Regions from separate parts of the Homo sapiens genome. Here region 1 is linked to region 2. A link is a loop called in an ENCODE intact Hi-C map of the cell type or tissue named here. Cell type or tissue: heart right ventricle. All regions are shown on one strand. Links, peaks and the distances in the headings refer to the core of each region. The heading gives the core; the rest is flanking DNA. Region 1 overlaps RYR2 (ryanodine receptor 2). Region 2 overlaps ACTN2 (actinin alpha 2).

The links. A loop is a pair of places that touch in the nucleus more often than their neighbours do. Peaks named below come from ENCODE experiments on the same cell type or tissue, not always from the same donor. Only the 100,000 strongest peaks of a DNase experiment are listed, where the experiment ranks them.
Region 1: a loop joins it to region 2, with 8 times the contacts of the local background. A loop is called at or near these places in 25 of 110 quality-filtered maps.

Annotation. Positions count from the first base shown.
Region 1 is chr1:237,555,803-237,567,455 of GRCh38, reverse strand. RYR2 (ryanodine receptor 2) reads right to left here. Exons shown (of 105, transcript NM_001035.3): 28 at 681-889. Among named protein-coding and RNA genes, the nearest start is that of MIR4428, 91 kb to the right of the region's middle. In heart right ventricle, for the core only: a CTCF peak has its summit at 5,027 (motif pointing right); no DNase peak of the experiment used is centred there; H3K27ac peaks cover 597 bases.
Region 2 is chr1:236,754,576-236,762,575 of GRCh38, reverse strand. It overlaps ACTN2 (actinin alpha 2), which reads right to left. Exons shown (of 21, transcript NM_001103.4): 17 at 7,378-7,557; 18 at 4,944-5,090; 19 at 2,787-2,852; 20 at 1,403-1,561; 21 at 1-115. Among named protein-coding and RNA genes, the nearest start is that of MTR, 37 kb to the left of the region's middle. In heart right ventricle, for the core only: a CTCF peak has its summit at 3,133 (motif pointing left); no DNase peak of the experiment used is centred there; H3K27ac peaks cover 2,912 bases.

The DNA.
Region 1 (11,653 bases), core at 1,841-9,840, 800 kb before region 2:
ACCATGCTTGGCTAATTTTAATTTTTTTTTTTTTTTTTTTGTAGAGACAGGATCTTACTTTGTTGCCCAGGCTGGTCTTGCACTCCTAGCCCCAAGTGATCCCTCCATCTCAGCCTCTCAAAGTGCTGGGATTACAGGCACCTCGCCCATATTACTGATCAAAATATTTTACACATGTAAAAGAATCTTTAAACATTTATTAGTATATAAATAACAAAATAAACACCTGACCAGCTTCCATCCAACTTAATAGAAATTACCAATAATGTTGAAAATGAAAACCGTTTGTGATTATAAACAACACTACATTAAGCATTGTAGCTATTAAATGTTCATACAAACCACTAATTATAGCTTAAAGATAAACTCCTGATACGGAATCGCTGCGTCAATGTATATGCATTTTTCCTCTACATATGTATCTTTAACATTTTGATAGACAAAGATGATTTATCTTTTTGATAACCATGGAAAAGCAATGTCTTACTTGGTGAATTTCACTGCATTCATGGGTTGTAGGGAAGGGTTTTGAGACTACGAGGACAAAAGCTTTCCTGTGAAATATTTTTCCACGTTTGTGCTGTGGGAAACACTGGTACTGTGAAGCTACCAAGAGGAACAGCAGAGGAGATGAGCCTCCAGCACGTACAGATGACTGGCACAGGACAAAGTCCACTCACCTTGAAGCCATCAAAGGCAAAGGCACGTTCATCTGAGCCAAGCTCCTGATCCGGTTGACAACCAGGACGACTCCAACCAACCCTCATGTCTCCAGCAGTGACCGTCTCAAATTCAAAATACCACCGTCCGGCCTTCACTGCATAGGTCTTCTCGGCACGGAAGATTCGGAACCTTTCCCCGGTGCCGCTGCACACTTCGGCTCTGGCTGCTGGGAAATGGACAGAGATTTCTGGTGGTCATTGGATGGGGAGGTGAAAGAGAAGGAAAGATATCATAAATAAAAGAAGGAAAGATAAATCACGACTTTAGTAATTCAACCTAGAGCGATGATGATAATGATACCTTCTTATCTTCTTTCCCATTTTACCAAGTGCTTTCTGATCTAGGATCAGCCACTGTCAGACCAGCTGGGTGAAGTGGAAAGCACCAGGGCTTGCGCTGGAGAGACTGGGGAATGAGTCTCCGTCAGCCTCATTTTCAGGAGGGAACGACCTTTCTGTAGAACAAAACCCAAGTGCCTTGGTGCTTTGGTTGTGGAGGATGAGATGGAAAGAAGTCAATAAGAAAAAAGATCCGAACTGCTCTGCATAAGAAATGAGTAGACATGTACGGGTGAGAGAGAAGAGGGAAGACGAAGCAAGGAAGAGAAGAGAAACAGAAATAAGGGAAAGTTGTAAACAGTGGAGAAAAGTAACAATAGCATCAATAGTAAAAATTTCCCTACAGGATGGTGATGGCTAAGGAACTCAAATGTGATGCAAAATTTTTCCATTCTCGCATACATCTTCACTGTGATCTGCTATACATACAAATGCTGTATTTAAAAGATCTGGGGGAAAAATAAAAAGGTCAGCATCCAACATTAGGACCAGTGTGATGCAAAAGGGGGAAAAGTATCCCTAGGAAATGAGATGCAGGTGAGATTGAGAGAGACGAGAGGGGGAAGTCTCAGAATGAGGAACCCAGAGCCAGAACGACGATGAGAAGGTAAGTCCTTCTGAAACCACAGAGGAGAGGAATGAGTGTTCATTGAATTGATATCTCAAAGAAGGTGGTCACCCAGCTAACATCTGAGTTAGATGCAGAGGAGGAAATTTCAGACTTGACCAACATCGCACAACTAAAAATGGTGGAACTTGGGAGCTGCTTCATGTTATAGCCCCTCTTCTTCCTACTTTGCCTCCAATAGCTCGCACAGAGTTACTAGTTACTGGTTAAATGCTAGTTTTCAGCCAGGTGTGGTGGCTCACAGCTGTAGTCTCAACACTTTGGAAGGCCAAGGCGGGAGGATCGCGCCCGGGCAACATAGTGGTACCCTGTCTCTACAAAGAGTTTAAAAATTCAGCCAGACATGGTAGTGCATGCCTGTAAGTCCAAGCTTCTCAAGAGGCTGATACAGAAGGATCACTTGAGCCTAGAAGGTCGAGGTTGCAGTGAGCTATGGTCGTTCTACTGCATTCCAGCCTGGGTGATAGAGTGAGATCCTGTCTCAAAACAAAACAAACAAACAAAGAGAAAGAAAGAGAGAGAGAGAAAGAAAGAAAGACAAAAGAAAGAAAGAAAGAAAGAAAGAAAGAAAGAAAGAAAGAAAGAAAGAAAGAAAGAAAGAAAGAAAGAGAAAGAAAGAAAGAAAAAGAAAGAAAGAAAGAAAGAAAGAAAAAGAAAGAAAGAAAAGAAAAGAGAAGAAGGAAGTTCCTATTTGTTTCTCCTTAAGATTTGGGAAAGACTTTATGCATAATAAAAATTTAATAACAGTTCAATCAATGACTTGGTATGATCAAATTAGAACTATAAAAATAATCTATATAAGCACTAAAGGTTGCCAATAAACATACAGCTAGGTCATATGTAACAATTTAAAATGAGATGAAGTAAAGCAGTGGAGACACCATGGCTGTAGCATGAGATGGCTCCCTATCACATGGGCTTAATTAATGAAACGATCAATAACTGCTTTTTTGATAATGGTGGTAGTGCTTACTGAATGTAGAACTAACTGAATCTGCTGGCTAACCCTTCAGAAACTAGCTTAAGTCTCTGAATCAGAGAAACATTTCTATGGTTAAGGGTAAATTCTCATGCCTATTACTTGGTAAGTAAATATATTTTGAAAAATAGGATCGTAAACGTTGTTTTGAGAGAAAAAAATTCTATCAGATTTTATGATATTTAAAGGTAGTTTGTGCTATTAAGAAACTAGTTCTTGGCGGGTCGCGGTGGCTCACACCTGTTATCCCAACACTGTGGGAGGCTGAGGCAGGCAAATCACTTGAGGTCAGGAATTCGAGACCAGTCTGGCCAACATGGTGAAATCCCATCTCTACAAAAAATACAAAAATCATCAGGGCCTGGTGGCATATGCCTGTAATCCCAGCTACTTGGGAGGCTGAGCAGGAGAACTGCTTGAGCCCGGGAAGCAGAGGATGCAGTGAGCCGATACCATGCCACTACACTCTAGCCTGGGCAACAGAGCAAGACTCTGTGTTTAAAAAAAGAAAGAAAGAAAGAAACTCGTTCTCAGTGCTGCAATACTAAACAAACAGGAAAGTCAAATTTTTACTCAGAGTTAGTATTTCCTCAAAAAACAGATTACCGATAAATTGTTTCCTTAAAACATGCCTGTAATCTTCCCTAAATGAATCTAAGAGATAAATATGAGCTATAAATTACACAAAAATTTGGAGATTATTTTCAGGGAAGAAAAAATGATCAGGTAGTTATCCTTATTTTTAATTATGTTGATATTTGCAAATAAAATATTACATTACATTCTAGTATGCATTAATAGATGTAACTCCTAATTTTCTAAATATAGAATTAGTATATACTATAGTCATTATATACCATGAAAACTATACTACAGTTTTTTTGGAAAACTAAACTACTGAAAAATACCAGGTTCTCTTTTCTGTGTTTGGTTTCTAATATATCAAGACTTCACAAATATGTATAGTGCACTCAAGTAATGCAAACTAATTTTAATATTAGCACAAATCAAATATTTTAGAAGGCAAATTCGGTATAAAAATGTAATAATTTCCCCAAAAGCCCCCTACACAATTCTCTTGGAATTAAAACATACCACTAATCCCCTTTATTACTATAGGGAATGAAAATAGGGGGTACTACATGGAGAATATATTGCAGTAGAAACAATGCAGAGTTTCTGAGTCCTAATATTCTTCTTCCTGGCCCTAATGCTATGCTATTCTTATGCTCATTGATGATACTTAACCTGAATTTGAAACAAACATGTGGTTCACAGATACTATCATGCAAGGGACTTCACAAAAAAAAAAGGACTCTTCTTTTTCTTTTTTAATCTCTGTGGATTTTCCTATTTGTTTGTGTTTTTTTTTTTTTGAGATGGAGTTTTGCTCTTGTTGCCCAGGCTGGAGTGCGATGGCACCATCTCAGCTCATTGCAACTTCCGCCTCCTGGGTTCAAGCAATTCCCCTGCCTCGGCTTCCTGAGTAGCTGGGGTTACAGGCATGTGCCACCATCCAAGCCCAGCTAATTTTTTTGTATTTTCAGTAGAGACGGGGTTTCACCATTGTCACGCTGGTCTCGAACTTCGAGCCTCAGGTGATCCACCAGCCTCAGCCTCCCAAAGTGCTGGGATTACAGGTGTGAGCCACTGTGCCCTGCCCCATAGTATATATTTATTAAGTTAGTTTAGGGTAGTTTGCAACTACGTTTTAAAGAAGCAACAGTTCAACATTATACCTCTTGCTAAAATACTAATACAAAGTGAAATCTGGGTTTGTAGGAGTTTTTTAAAAAGATCCAAGCAATCCGTAACAAACTTATTTTGCATACCTTGTAGTATCAAGCACCTGAGCCACAAAGTAAGTGCTCCATATATACCTGCCAAACTGTATCTAGAAACGAAGACTCTTCCGGGCTCCGGATATAGCAGCCCAGACAAATAGCTAATGGGTAGCATCCTGTCAAAGGCACAGAACTCTCCCCCGAACATCCTTATGCTTTGCTCGATTTTAAACACGATATATTTATGTGTTTGATAGGCAATTATAACTCATGTAAGTATGTTATATAAGTGATTTTTATACTGTTATAATGAATATAATAATAATGGACATTTAAAAATGAATAGTTGGGAGACATATTCCTGTCATACATTATCAAGTCTGTTGGTATTCAAAGCAGAAACAATTCAGGAATTATATTATTAATGAACTACCTCAAGATTAAGGCCAAGGACTGAGCAAAGACTGTGCTCCCCGTACCTCCCAGGCATGACACACCACCAATCACCTAACTAGGGCCTAAAAAGGCCTAAAGTAACCATACACTCTGCTCTCCAAACAATATAGCTAAGAAAATATATGCCACTAGAGGGCAGTCAAGATCTAACTATACATTAAAATCTTAAGTTACAAGAAGCTATAAGGAAAAGCTAAAATTTTATACATATCTAGAATCTTTTAGGTCTAATGATAATACTTTTTAAAATTATTGGTATTAATCAGCCATCCTTTCAACCTTCTGGTATTATTTTGGATAAAACAATTCAAATCTTGATTAAACCTTGTAGTAAATAAGAATAAATTCCATTTTCAAATGCTTTAAAATATTATTGACAACAGTACTCCAAAGATACTACAACTCAAATACAGAGTTCATGTTTTATCTGGAATATGTAAGCATTCTCCTAAGAGAAAATAAATTATAATTCTGATTAATTACATAAGGCTTGATTCAATTTTATTAAACTTTTTATGCCCTTGACTTTTTTTTAAATGTCAGCAACAGCAGTATAGACTATTATAAATGAATGTTTTGAATCTCCTCTTAGTGATAATCAGACTGATTTTGCTTTATGCTATAAAATCTCTCAACATCTATCTTTTAATTTTTATTCCCACCATCCTTGTTCAAAAAAACAATTTTTCTAAAGCCTCCCAACTGGTCTACCTCCAAGCACTGCCCCCTCCAATCTGTCCCTTCCCACTGTTGCCGTAGTTATATTGCTATTGTAAACTGTGATCACACATCAAGCTCTTGCTTTAAAACTTCCTGGGGCTGGTACTCCTTATACAAATTTATCCACATTTCTTAGCTGAGTTTGCAAGATATTCCATATTTTGCCCTAATCTTTCTACCTTCATCTATGTCTGTTCTCTCTGCCCATCTGTACCCTATATTTTATCCTAAGTGGACCATCTACCCTTCCTCAACTCTTTCTACACTTAATCACATCAGATGTACTTTCTTTCTAGTAGCGATGGCCTTTCTGACACTAATCTCTACTTGTTGAAATTTTGATCCTTTCAACATCTAATTCTGAAGACATTTTCTCCCTTTACTGATTCCTGATCCTTTCAACATCTAACTCTGAAGATATTTCTCCCTTTACTGATTCCTCCCATTGGAAAATTAATCTTTCTTCTTATGTCTTTTCCATACAGATCACTTGCATCCCTACTATGAAGCATGCTGTTATATCCTGGCACATAGTAAACACTAAACATAATCTCAGCTTCTACTGTAGAATATGCCACTCTATTCTCATTGCTCACTGTTCACATAACTTCGGTAAAATCAAACCTTGTCAAACAACTGTCAGTGGCTCTATCTCTAAATTCTTAAAATACAGAGATTGTGTGATCACCATTTTTTCTCCCTGTTTTCTCATTTTCTTATACACTCACTCTTCAAACTCATTAGATTCCTTCATTCTTCCCTTCCCTATATAACTTTCCATACTTTCTTGCCCTTATTAGCTTTTCCCCTACTTGCTCTCTTAACCCCAATTACTGTCCAATTTCACTACCTTCACTCTCAACATCTATACCTGCTCTGCTGAGTTCGCCAGAAAACACATGCACCGAACAGATTGGCACCACTAACTCAGAGTCTCTAACCTCAACGGGACCATCAATGTTTCTCCACAATGTTTTTATCTGTTTGCAGTCTGCTCTCTGTTCCATCCCACAAAACAGCAATTTTTAATCTTTATTGCTGAGTGACATCAGTAGAAATGGTAGAGAAAGAATCTCCAAAAATCCTCTTCTCCACAGAATTAATGAGAACACTGGCAAAAAACTATGCAAATGAAATTTTTCATAGCTCTGGAAATTAACTAAAGGCTGGCAAAAGCCAGGGAGTGTTTATTTGATAAAAATGTCCAAATGTTGGTAAGAACAGCAAACTAGTGATGTTTTAATTTGCTCCTGCTGCATCACCCTCTCTCTAATTCCACAGCATATTGAAAACCAAAGGACCCTCAATCATAGTGAAAATCAGCCACCCATAAGCCCTTGTAGTGGGCAGAACAGAGCTGGAGTTCCTCCAAAGCCCAGTTCCCAGATAACTGTCATTATGTTCCCTTTTCTGGAAAATTCCATCGGTAAGACTTGTCTTTATTCCACTTGACTTAGAGCTTGCCCAGTGCAAATAGTTGTTTCTCCAAGGACATTTGTTGAAAATCATCTGAGGCAATTTGTTAGCCTTGCAGCTTTGTGAGGCAGCAATAACAGCTGAGGCAAACAGCAACTGACCAAAAAGTTTGAAAGGAAAAGCTGGGGAGTGAAATATCCATAGTGGGATGTGAGAAGCTCCAACATATTCCTGGGACTCTAGAAGGCCATGCTCATGCCCAGGGCTGTGCATGTATTCAGGAAAAACCTGAGAAAGCTTACACCTCTGAAAGACCTTGAGGCTCTGCACATGCAGTAAGAGAAGGCTAATGTGAAATTATAAATTGCCTGGTTGAGTGTTGAAGGCATGTGCCAATATGCTCACATTACATTGCCTCTCCTTTGGTAAAGACTGGGAGACTTATCAGTCCTAGGCATTTAAAGAAGTCTCTGTCCTACCATCAGCTGACCATGAAGCTAATGAAACTGAGACTTCAGTGGCCACACATGACAGGCAACACAGTCTCTACTAAACTAGTTTAGAAAAATTACCAAGAAAGCAAACAACAATGACAATAAGCACAACAACAAAATCTGAAATAGGGGCGAATACAGAGTTACCAAATTACATTACTTTAAATGTTCAATTTTTCACAAAAATTGTGAGACATGCAAAAAGACAAGACAGTATGTCCCATACATAAAGGGGTAAAAAGCAGTCAATAGAAATTATTCCTCAGGAGGCCGAGATGTTGGGCTTATTAGACAAAGACTTTAAGTTAGGTATTTTAAATCTGTTCAAAGAACTAAATAAAACCATGTGTAATGAACTAAATAAAAGTATGAGGCTGGGCACAGCGTCTCATGCCTGTAATCCTAGCACTTTGGGAGGCCGAGGCAGGTGGATCACCTGAGGTCAGGAGTTCGAGACCAGCCTGATCAACACAGTGAAACCCCATATCTACTAAAAATACAAAATTAGCCAGGCATGGTGGTGGTCCAACTCTGTTCTGCCCACTCCAGCGGCTTGTGGGTGGCTGATTTTCACTATGATTGAGGGGCCGTTGGTTTTCAATATGCCATAGAATTAGAGAGAGGGTGATGGGGCAGGAGCAAGTTAAAACATCACTAGTTGCTGTTCTTAGCAACATTTGGACATTTTAATCAAATAAACACTCCCTGGATTTTGGCCAGCCTTTAGTTAATTTCCAGAACTATGAAAAATTTGATTTGCATAATTTTTTGCCAGTATTCTTATTATCCCAGCTACTTGGGAGGCTGAGGCAGGACAGTCACTTGAACCTGGGAGGTGAAGGTTGCAGTGAGCCGAGATCACGCCATTGCACTCCAGCCTGGGCAACAAGAGCAAAACTCCATCTCAAAAAAAAAAAAAAGTACAAAAATGATGCTTCACCAAATAGTGAATATCAATAAAGAGGTAAATTATAAAAAAGAATAAAAATTTCTGGAGTTGATAAGCACAGTACCTGAAATTAAACATACATCAGAGGGCTCAACAACAGATTTGCACTGACAAGAATCAATGAACTTGAAGATAAGTCCGTTAGTCAAGTATGAAAAACTGAAGAAGAAATGAAGAAAGACAAGCAGAGCTTCAGAGGCCTGGGGGATACACTCAACCATACCAACATACACATAATGGAAATCACAGACTGTAAGGAGAGACAGAAAAGAGAAGAAAGAATGAATAAATAATGGCCAGAAGCTTCCCAAATTTGATGAAAAACATTCATTTACACATCTAAGAAGTACAGTAAACTTTGGGGATAAACTCAAAGAAATTAAAACTAGACACATCATAATCAAACTGTTCAAATCCAAAAACAGAGAGAGAATCCTGAAAACAGCAAGAGAGAAGCAACTCATCACATACAAGGGACCCTCCAAAAGATTAATGTCAATGCCTTATCAGAAAACATAAAGGCCAGAAGGCAGCGGGATGATATATCTGAGTACTAAAAGAAAAAATAATTGTCAGCTGAGAATTCTATACCCAACACATCTTTACTGCTCTCTTCAAGGCTTCTAATCCAGTCCAGCCTGCCCTAACTTCTACTCCTTAGGAAAATAAACTCATTTTCTATTTCAACCTGAAGACAATAATTATACAGTAGACTGCCCTCAGCTTCCTCCTGATTTTCCCTGTACACAGGTTTTTGCAGCGTCTTCAATCTTTACTTCTTTCCTACTAACCTTAGGGGAATAAGTGTTGTTGTTCCTTTTACAGGAGGCCAATCCCTTTACCCATGCTCTGAATTTCATTCCCTTCAACCTTCTCAGAGACCACAGCTCATCAAGCTCCTCTTACTGTACTTTCAACCTCTCTCTCTCCCTTAGTGTAAAAATGTCCACATTTCTTTCATTTAAAAAATTAAATTTTTAACCCTCTGTTTCTCTCTAGCAATAGTCTCACGTTTGTACTTATATATGTAATTGAATCCTGGTATATGTGTTGAGTTGTCTCACATGCACCTCAAACTGAAGATGTTTACAATAAAACTCAGAATCTTCCCACTACCCCATGTCCATCTGCTCCAATTCCTGTGTTCCCAACCAGTGTGTATGTACTTGACATCTATCAATCCAGAAACTATCTCAGATGCCTCCTTTGTCCTTCTGCTGATTCTACTTCTAAATGCCAAATAATTTTTTCTGTTCACAGTATTGCCAAAGACAAGGTCTCCAACACTCCTCATCTATACTTCTTTTTTGTCACCAAACTGCTGTCCTCATCTCCAGTTTTGTTTACATTCAGCCTTTTTCCTAAAGAGCCACTAGAATCATTCTTTAATTTAAAAAAAAAAAAAAACTGTTTCAACTCCTGCCTCCTCTATTTGATCTACTGCCACTTTTCAAACTCCACTCTACATCTGGTCGTACAAAGCTCTCTGAAATTCCCATTTGCAATCCTCCTTGTGTCTCTAAGCCTTTACATATACTATTCTCTCTGCCTGAAATGCATGAACCCGATTGACTTAGCTGTACCTACTTTGGTGGTTTTAAAATATGTCCACAAATACTTGAGTACACCTCCATTCAAAAAGTGTGGGCTTCATTTAGTGGTTCACTTCTAACAAACAGAATATAATAGAAGTAATTGTAACAAGCATTACAGCATCCTTGTACTCACTCTTCGATTTTTCATTCTGGGGGAAGTCAGCTTCCATGTGAAGGCACTCGAGCATCTCTATGAAGAGCTCTGTGTGGCAAGGCTGTACCCATCTGGCTGTGTCTTCTGCCAACAGCCAGAGAGGAAGCGAGTTCTTTAGCCAACAGTTATGCAAGTGAGCTGTCTTAGTATCCAGTGCTCCAGCTCCAGTGAAGTCTTCAGATGACTTAAGCCCTGGCCAACTTAATAGCAATCTCAGAGAGACTATGATCCAGAACCACCTATCACTCACATTCATAACCCACAGAAACTTTGAGATAACAAATTTTGTTATTTTTAGCCACTGAGAGGGTTTTTTTTTTTTTTTTTTTTTTTTTTTTTGGTGGGAGGGAAAGGGGTAGTTTGCTGTACAGGAATAGATAACTAATATACCTCCTCTTTAAAGATTTCCCTCATATCACCAAGCTGATTTAAACCCCCTGTGTTATGACTCTTCAGCTTAACACTTTCATTGTATGGTAGTGGTAGCAATTTAGTCTATTTTCCCTGTCTACACTGAGAGCTACATAAGACAAAAACTCTTATTCATCTTTGAATTCCCAGAACTAGGCACAGTAGGTGTTCCATATCTATGTGTTAAAATAAAATAGAGTGGCCAGGTGCAGTGGCTCATGCCTGTAATCCCAGCACTTTGGGAGGCCAAGGTGGGTGGATCACAACATCAGGAGTTCAAGACCAGCCTGGCCAATATGGTGAAACCCCGCCTCTACTAAAAATACAAAAAAAAAAAAAAATTAGCCGGGCCTCGTGGCAGGCGCATGTAGTCCCAGCTACTCGGGAGGCTGAGGCAGGGAAAATCACCTGAACCAGGGAGGCAGAGGTTGCAGTGAACTGAGATTGCACCACTGCACTCCAGCCTGGGGGACAGAGCGAGATTCTATCTCAACTAATAATAATAATAATAATAATAATAATAATAATATTTTAAAAAATGGAAATGAGAATTGCAAATATGGAAGTAAAATGAAGTGGAGCATATGTTTTATAAATATAAGCTCCTTTTCTTTCTTCTTAAAATTCACATAATTCAGAAGAAAGTAGGTACCCATAAGGTAGCAATATGTTGTCCACAACGGTGTTACGAAGATGAAATTATTAATACGTATTAGCTACAAATAGTATAAAACACTGTATGTCATCAGAATAACTTCTTAACATTTTACTTATCTGGCACCATTCTGGAGTAAAGTTATCTCTAAAAGCAAATGTATCATGTGTCACTGAATATAGTTTATGCCCTTAAGTGACAATATCTTTAAAATATAACCATCATTGATTTTTTTCTGTCTGGCATTGCAATGCATATTTCTATGTGCAGGGGAAACTGTACTCCTTTTCCTGGATACTGACCATAATTAACTCTTTCCTTGAAGACTCAAGGTTATAAATTCTCTGAGCT
Region 2 (8,000 bases), core at 1-8,000:
AATCCAGTGCACCAGGCACACTGCCTGGGCCCGAGTAGGCGGGCATCCTCTTGATGCAGTACTGGGCCTGATCCGGGGGCAGCTCCCGACGCAGCTCCTCCGCCAGGATGTATGGCTGGGAAAAAATACACACGTGTTTGCAGTCAGTTGCAGAAACACCACAACATAAACAGTCTTAATACTTACATATTTCTTGCATCTGTTTAATTTTTTAAAAGGACTAAAGAATAGGGAGTCTATTGGCATAGTAGTACCAGACAACCAACAGAAAGCCAAGTTTTACTTGTAGGAGCGTATCTAGAAGCGGCCTGGCCAGCAGGAAGGGTGATATGCTTCATAAAGGCAAATGGAGCATTACTAGTAGTTCTCAAACTGAGCCACAATGCGAGGATACGTACTATGATCTGCATTTCATACCAGAAAAGATGAAGCTTTTAAAAAAAAAGTTCAGTGGGAAATAGGACAATTCCAGCCAAATAGTCTGGTTGGTAAAAGTCAAAATAAGTAAATCTCAAATATCACATTATAATTTATATCATTATAGTTTGCATATTATATAATTTATAGTAGAAGTTTCTTAGTGGGGTTGGAGGAGCCATGGTTTCTTACCTTCTAAATCAGCTGGGCTATTTCCCATCCACCCTCACCCCATGGGTAAATGATTCATTTTAAAGAAAACATTATTTTAAAAATAGTTGGTCTTATCTGATTTTTAAGGTAATAAATATGGCTCTGTTACTGTGTTTTAGCATGCTAACCTCCTTGTGGTAATGTTCATTATCCTCTCAGCCAGAAAACAGGGTAAAATAATCCTGTCCCAAATTGAATTTATACATAGAGATGTTTTTATTGTTTGGGGGGTAAAATATTACAATTCTGAACTGGCAATTAAACTCCTCCTGAAGGTCTAGGCTACATGTAATGAAAAGCTTGCCAATTTTTTACTGACTGAACGGCTATATTTAACTTTGCTCCATGGCTGGGCACAAAGTCAGGGTCATTGATCCTTAGGAGAAGGTACCAGTTTTATAACATCTAAATTGCATAGTTTCTTCTTTCTGAGTCACATCCACCAACCTAGAATGTAAAACAGGGGTCGAACCAGTAGCGCGCACATACACACACACACACACACACACACACGCAAGTACAAATACACTCTTGTCCCTTCTATAAAAACTCAATGCAAGGCCAAGCACGAATGCCAGGAATGGCATGTCTGTTTCCTCTGTGCTGGGCGCGCCATTGTTGTGTGTCTATCTGCTGCCTTCTGAAATCAGTGCCAATGTTGTACAAAATACACCGGCATAAAAATGGTTTTTATTTACAACACTGTTGCCTTTTTTGTTAGAAGGATGTAGTGGACTCCTGCTAAAGCAGAAGGAAATCTGTCAATGCAGACCTTATCAGAAGCCAGGATCCGGAAGGAGGCGATGACCTGCTCGGCAGTGTCGGTGTCAGCCGTCTCTCTAGTCATGAAGTCGATGAAGGATTGGAAGGTGACGGTGCCTTGCCCGTTGGGATCTACCAGGGTCATAATGCGGGCAAATTCGGCTTCACCCTGGGGCAAAGTGGCAAAGAAACATGTACACGAACGGTACACAACTCTCAACAGAGCCGTTTTCATTCTTTCCCTGGTGACATGCCAATTCCTTTATGTCTGAAAACTGAATTATTACCTGCGTTTCCCTTCAGTCTTTGGACAAGATTCCCCTTAAGGGTGACTAAGGTTTACTGCTACCAAACAATTTTAAAAGTTGCTGGAGCTTCAAACCAGAAGCTTGTAAATGTCAGAAGTCTTTCCTCTCTGGGACCCACTGCTGGCCTTGATGGGTCACGTGACGTAATTATGGAAGAGGAGGTCAAAGCGGGAGCTGAGCCCTTTCCTCAGATTACAACTAGGAAAGCGATGCTGCCAAACTGAAGGCAGCTCAGAACATGGCTGTCACGACTGTAGTTTACAGTCCCAAAGAGAATCAAGGGAGGCCAGGTTAAAAATACTCATTAATGGGTAACAGAGAAGTGTCTGATATACTAGGACTATCCCAGCCCACAGGGAAATGTAAGTTTATCTTGGCTGATTTACGACTAAACCTTTTTTACCTTTCAGCATATTAGAGGAAAAAGCACTTGAAAAATCATTAGGTTCCTACTAAAAGCCACTGAAGTATACACTTTAAATGGGTAAACCGTAGTACGTGAGTTATATCTCAGTAAAGCTGTTTAAAACAATCAAAAAGCCTATGTTCTCATCTCCTTCACTAGAAAAAATAATCTGACCAATTATTGAATAAAAATAAATGCTTTGGTTCTGTGACTTTTTTTTTTTTTGATGGAGTTTCACTCTTGTCATCTAGGCTGGAGTGCAGTGGTGCAATCTCAGCTCACTGCAACCTCCGCCTCCCAGGTTCAAGCCATTCTCCTGCCTCAACCTCCCAAGTAGCTGGGACTACAGGTGCCCGCCACCACAGCTGGCTAATTTTTGGATTTTTAGTAGAGAAGAGGTTTCACCATATTGGTTAGGCTGGTCTCAAACCCCTGACCTCAGGTGATCCATCCGCCTCGGCCTCCCAAAGTGCTGGGATTACAGGCGTGAGCCACTGCGCCAGGCCTCGTGACTTTATTTTTATATAATAACAGTGAGACCTTCAAAAAATATTATCCTATATAATGAAAACGAACCAATCCCAAATGCACTACCTTGGTTTGAGCTTGTCATCTTTTATAACAGAAATCCAAATTCAATAAAATATCAAATCTTAGTACAATTTCAACTTCTGTCTTACCAGGTCATAACCCATGGAAATCAGGCAGGCTCTGAAATCCTCATGATCCATCAGGCCATTCTTCCTCTGTTGGCAAAAACAAAGGACAGAGCAGGTGAGCACAGGGCAAGATGAGCAACTCTACTTGACCAACTGAACAAAGATCTGGTAAGAGAAGCACTTTGAGCTCTGCCAAGGTCGTAAATGTCACCACTGACTTGCGAGAAGGATGGAGCCAGCACAAGGATGTTACAAACTAGTTTCTTAAAAATGAAAAAGAGGGGAGAGGAGGGTAAAGACCAGACAAAAACGAAAGGAGACCACACACTCAAGAAAACAGCAAAAGGAACTAGTCAGGAGCTCACTACTGCCACCTACTGACAAAGAATCATTCATGTTTAATTTGAACAAACTTCTAAACATGGTAAGTTCTGCATTGTACTCCTTGGACTTTTGTTGCAAAAGATTGTGATCATCTTGGATTCAAATCAATGTGCTTTCTTCCTATAAAGTAGCCCCAATGAGTGAGAGTGTCTTTCAACAAGAGATGGTTGTGTACAGGGATGACGATCCATCATTTCCCTCCTTGGAAGAAAAATGACTTGGGCTTTAATGAATGCAGATACGTCAAATCACAGCATGCTGCTGCACAATAAAGGTGTGCTGAAGCTATAAGAACGTCAATATCCATCTCTGTGGATAATTTTTTACTTATGCCTAGCTCTCTGATCAGAAGTCCACTGTCTGAATCCTCCAAAAGGCCCAAATCTGACTGGTCTATCTAGCCCAGAGGCATTTTAGGAACGACTGATGGACATTTGCAAATCATAACAGGGCTCCATGCAAAGTAATGGTACATCCCTTTTAGTGATCTTTAAGAATTGGAACGTAGCTAGTCGTGGTGGCTCACGCCTGTAAGCTCAGCACTTTGGGAGGCTGAGGCAGATGGATCACCTGAGGTCAGGAGTTCAAGACCAGCCTGGCCAACATAGTAAAACCCTGTTTCTAGTAAAAATACAAAAAATTAGCCAGGCATGGTGGCATATGCCTGTAATCCCAGCTACTTGGGAGGCTGAGGCAGGATAATCGCTTGAACCTGGGAGGTGGAGGTTGCAGGGAGCTGAGATCACACCATTGCACTCCAGCCTGGGCACCAAAAGCACAACTCCATCTCAAAAACAGAACAAAACAAAACAAAACAAAACAAAACAAAAAGAAAAAAGGCCAGGTGCGGTGGCTCACACTTGTAATCCTAGCACTTTGGGAGGCCAAGGTGGGTGGATCATGAGATCAGGATATTGAGACCATCCTGCCTAACATGGCGAAACCCCGTCTCTACTGAAAAAAAAAAAAAAAAATTAGCCAGGCATGGTGGCAGGTGCCTATAGTCCCAGATACTAGGGAGGCTGAGGCAGGAGAATTGCTTGAGCCCGGGAGGCGGAGGTTGCAGTGAGCCGAGATCATGCCACTGCACTCCAGCCTGGTGACAGAGCGAGACTCCGTCTCATTAAAAAAAAAAAAGAAAAGAATTGGAGTGTGCCTTAATAGTCACTCACTTCCAGCCACAGGATTAGTAAATAGTATTTTCTCATAAAGAATTGGTTCTACTCAATATTATTCAAATCAGAATACTAGATGATATTTTTAAAGCAGCACTTAGCTTTTTATATGCTTTTACTACAAAAATTATCACCATTTTATTGCTGCATGTCCTTAAAAGAGATCATGCATCAATTTTGTTAATTAAAACAGAAAACTGAGTTTTATATGTTGAAAGAATGGGTTAAATTATGACCAGATGCTTTTCCTAAACAGTTGCTTAGGAAAAGCATATCAGAGTTTTGTATTTAAGTCTTTACGAAATGACCTAAAGCCAACAATCACATTTTGTGAAGAATACACTTTGACTTAGAACAAATCAGCTTTGATGTCAACTACAAATGCATTCTATTAAGTGATCTGTATGAAACAGCACACAAACCTGGACTTTGTGTCACCTTGAGCAACATCAAAGCTTAGGACACTTAGTTTTGGTGGCTATTTTCTTTTGTCATTAACTATCCTGTTTCCCTGTAAATGTTGTGGAGCCTTAAGACTTAAAACGAGAGCATGCATATTATTTCAGATACATTGTTTAATGTCCCCAGTATTGCCCTTCAAATAAGTAGAGAGTGGTACCCTGTCAAAGTGGTTGAAGGAGGCTCTGAACTCATTCATCTGCTCCTGGGTGATGCCCTTCGCATCTCTCGTCAGGATCTGAGTCTCCACCTCATTGATGGTTCTGGCGATGGTTGTCAGCAGCAGCTCCCATCCAACACGAATGTGCTATTGAGGGAAAAGGGGAAAGATCAGTTCTAAGTCTCTCCAGCATGTCAACTCTGCCTCTTTACTTTCATAACAGTACAGCCGACTCAAAGGGCTTACTAAGCAGGGCTCATGATAGCCTTCCCCACACTTGAAAAAAAATTCTACTTTGTCATCTGTTGCAAGATTCTGTAGTGAGAAGTACTCACAAGCACCCACCAGGGTTCTAACAGTGGCAGCGGGCACTCTGCAGTATATACTCTATAACCAGGGTTCTAACGGTGGCAGCGGGCACTCTGCAGTATATACTCTATTACCAGGGTTCTAACAGTGGCAGCGGGCACTCTGTAGTATATACTCTATAACCAGGGTTCTAACGGTGGCAGCGGGCCCTCTGCAGTATATACTCTATTACCAGGGTTCTAACAGTGGCAGCAGGCACTCTGCAGTATATACTCTATTACCAGGGTTCTAACAGTGGCAGCGGGCACTCTGTAGTATATACTCTATAACCAGGGTTCTAACAGTGGCAGCGGGCCCTCTGCAGTATATACTCTATTACCAGGGTTCTAACAGTGGCAGCGGGCACTCTGCAGTATATACTCTATTACCAGGGTTCTAACGGTGGCAGCGGGCACTCTGCAGTATATACTCTATAACCAGGGTTCTAACGGTGGCAGCGGGCACTCTGCAGTATATACTCTATAACCAGGGTTCTAACAGTGGCAGCGGGCCCTCTGCAGTATATACTCTATTACCAGGGTTCTAACAGTGGCAGCGGGCCCTCTGCAGTATATACTCTATTACCAGGGTTCTAACGGTGGCAGCGGGCACTCTGCAGTATATACTCTATAACCAGGGTTCTAACGGTGGCAGCGGGCACTCTGCAGTATATACTCTATTACCAGGGTTCTAACGGTGGCAGCGGGCACTCTGCAGTATATACTCTATTACCAGGGTTCTAACGGTGGCAGCGGGCACTCTGCAGTATATACTCTATTACCAGGGTTCTAACGGTGGCAGCGGGCACTCTGCAGTATATACTCTATTACCAGGGTTCTAATGGTGGCAGCGGGCACTCTGCAGTACATACTCTATAACCAGGGTTCTAACGGTGGCAGCGGGCACTCTGCAGTATATACTCTATAACCAGGGTTCTAACAGTGGCAGCGGGCACTCTGCAGTATATACTCTATTACCAGGGTTCTAACAGTGGCAGCGGGCACTCTGCAGTATATACTCTATTACCAGGGTTCTAACAGTGGCAGCGGGCACTCTGCAGTATATACTCTATTACCAGGGTTCTAACAGTGGCAGCGGGCACTCTGCAGTATATACTCTATAACCACGGTTCTAACAGTGGCAGCGGGCACTCTGCAGTATATACTCTATTACCAGGGTTCTAACAGTGGCAGCGGGCACTCTGCAGTATATACTCTATTACCAGGGTTCTAACGGTGGCAGCGGGCCCTCTGCAGTATATACTCTATTACCAGGGTTCTAACAGTGGCAGCGGGCCCTCTGCAGTATATACTCTATTACCAGGGTTCTAACGGTGGCAGCGGGCCCTCTGCAGTATATACTCTATTACCAGGGTTCTAACAGTGGCAGCGGGCACTCTGCAGTATATACTCTATAACCACGGTTCTAACAGTGGCAGCGGGCACTCTGCAGTATATACTCTATTACCAGGGTTCTAACAGTGGCAGCGGGCACTCTGCAGTATATACTCTATTACCAGGGTTCTAACAGTGGCAGCGGGCACTCTGCAGTATATACTCTATAACCAGGGTTCTAACAGTGGCAGCGGGCCCTCTGCAGTATATACTCTATTACCAGGGTTCTAACGGTGGCAGTGGGCACTCTGCAGTATATTATCAGGATTCTAACAGTGGCAGCGGGCACTCTGCAGTATATACTCTTGTTTGTCACTAAAAATATTTTCCCATTTACCAAGTAGCAGGATGAGCCCTGAGTTATACCTGCTGGCTCCCAGGGAGATCAATTTGGGCCTAACTGGCAGAAATGCAACAGTCCAGTTTCTGGCACTCACCTTGAAGAAGTGTAGTGAATTTATGGTGGTGATAATAATAATGATAATGTCACTGTTGGTAATACCATATAGTCCTCGATATAGCTCACGAAGCATTTCCACAAATAGTGACTGGAAAGGCTTAAAGATCCCTAACTTTCATACTTGTAGGTCTTAACAGGAACAAAGAAAGACAAGTGCATGAAGAAAGCACCCTGAGGAGGTGGCATGGTCCCCGTGAGAAGTGAGCGGCACACGCCTGTCTGGCTGCCGTACCTCCATCGTGTAGTTCGTGTGCTTGTTGTCAAAGACAAGGGCCTCCTGGATGAGCTGATGGTCTCCCTCCAGCTTGTCGATGTTGTTCTTATAGTTGATGATGTTGTGCTCATACTGCTTCAGCTGGTTCATCTGGTCTTCCAGGGCTCCTGTGATCTGGATGGAGCTCCGGGCAATCTCCTGAGGGGGGCGAGTGAGCAAGCAGAGAGAGAAGCAGAGTGAAGTGCCCTCTAAGGGAGCTCGGCACGAGGCGCCGTTCCAGACCCTGCATGGGATGCTAGGCCAGCGTCAGGCAGCGGCCAGTGTCACTCGGTTCACTTTTCTCAGAGGAAGTGGGGACTGGGTAGCATCGCAGAACAAAACAAGGTCTAGTTCTAGTCTGTCTAGAAAATGAGGAAAAAGTCAACCAAGATCCAAAACAGAGAGGCAAGAGGGGTCAGAGATAAGTCCTTCAGCTTCTTGCTGTGGGAAGGAAACGCCCTCGGGCAGAGCTACCCTGCTCTGGAGGAGGCTGGGGGTGGGCTGCCTGGGTGGAGCTGCCAGACAGATTGAAGACCCACGGGATGCTTCCTCCATCAGAATTTCTTATATTTTTACATGGTCTCCGCTTTAAGAAAAAAGTC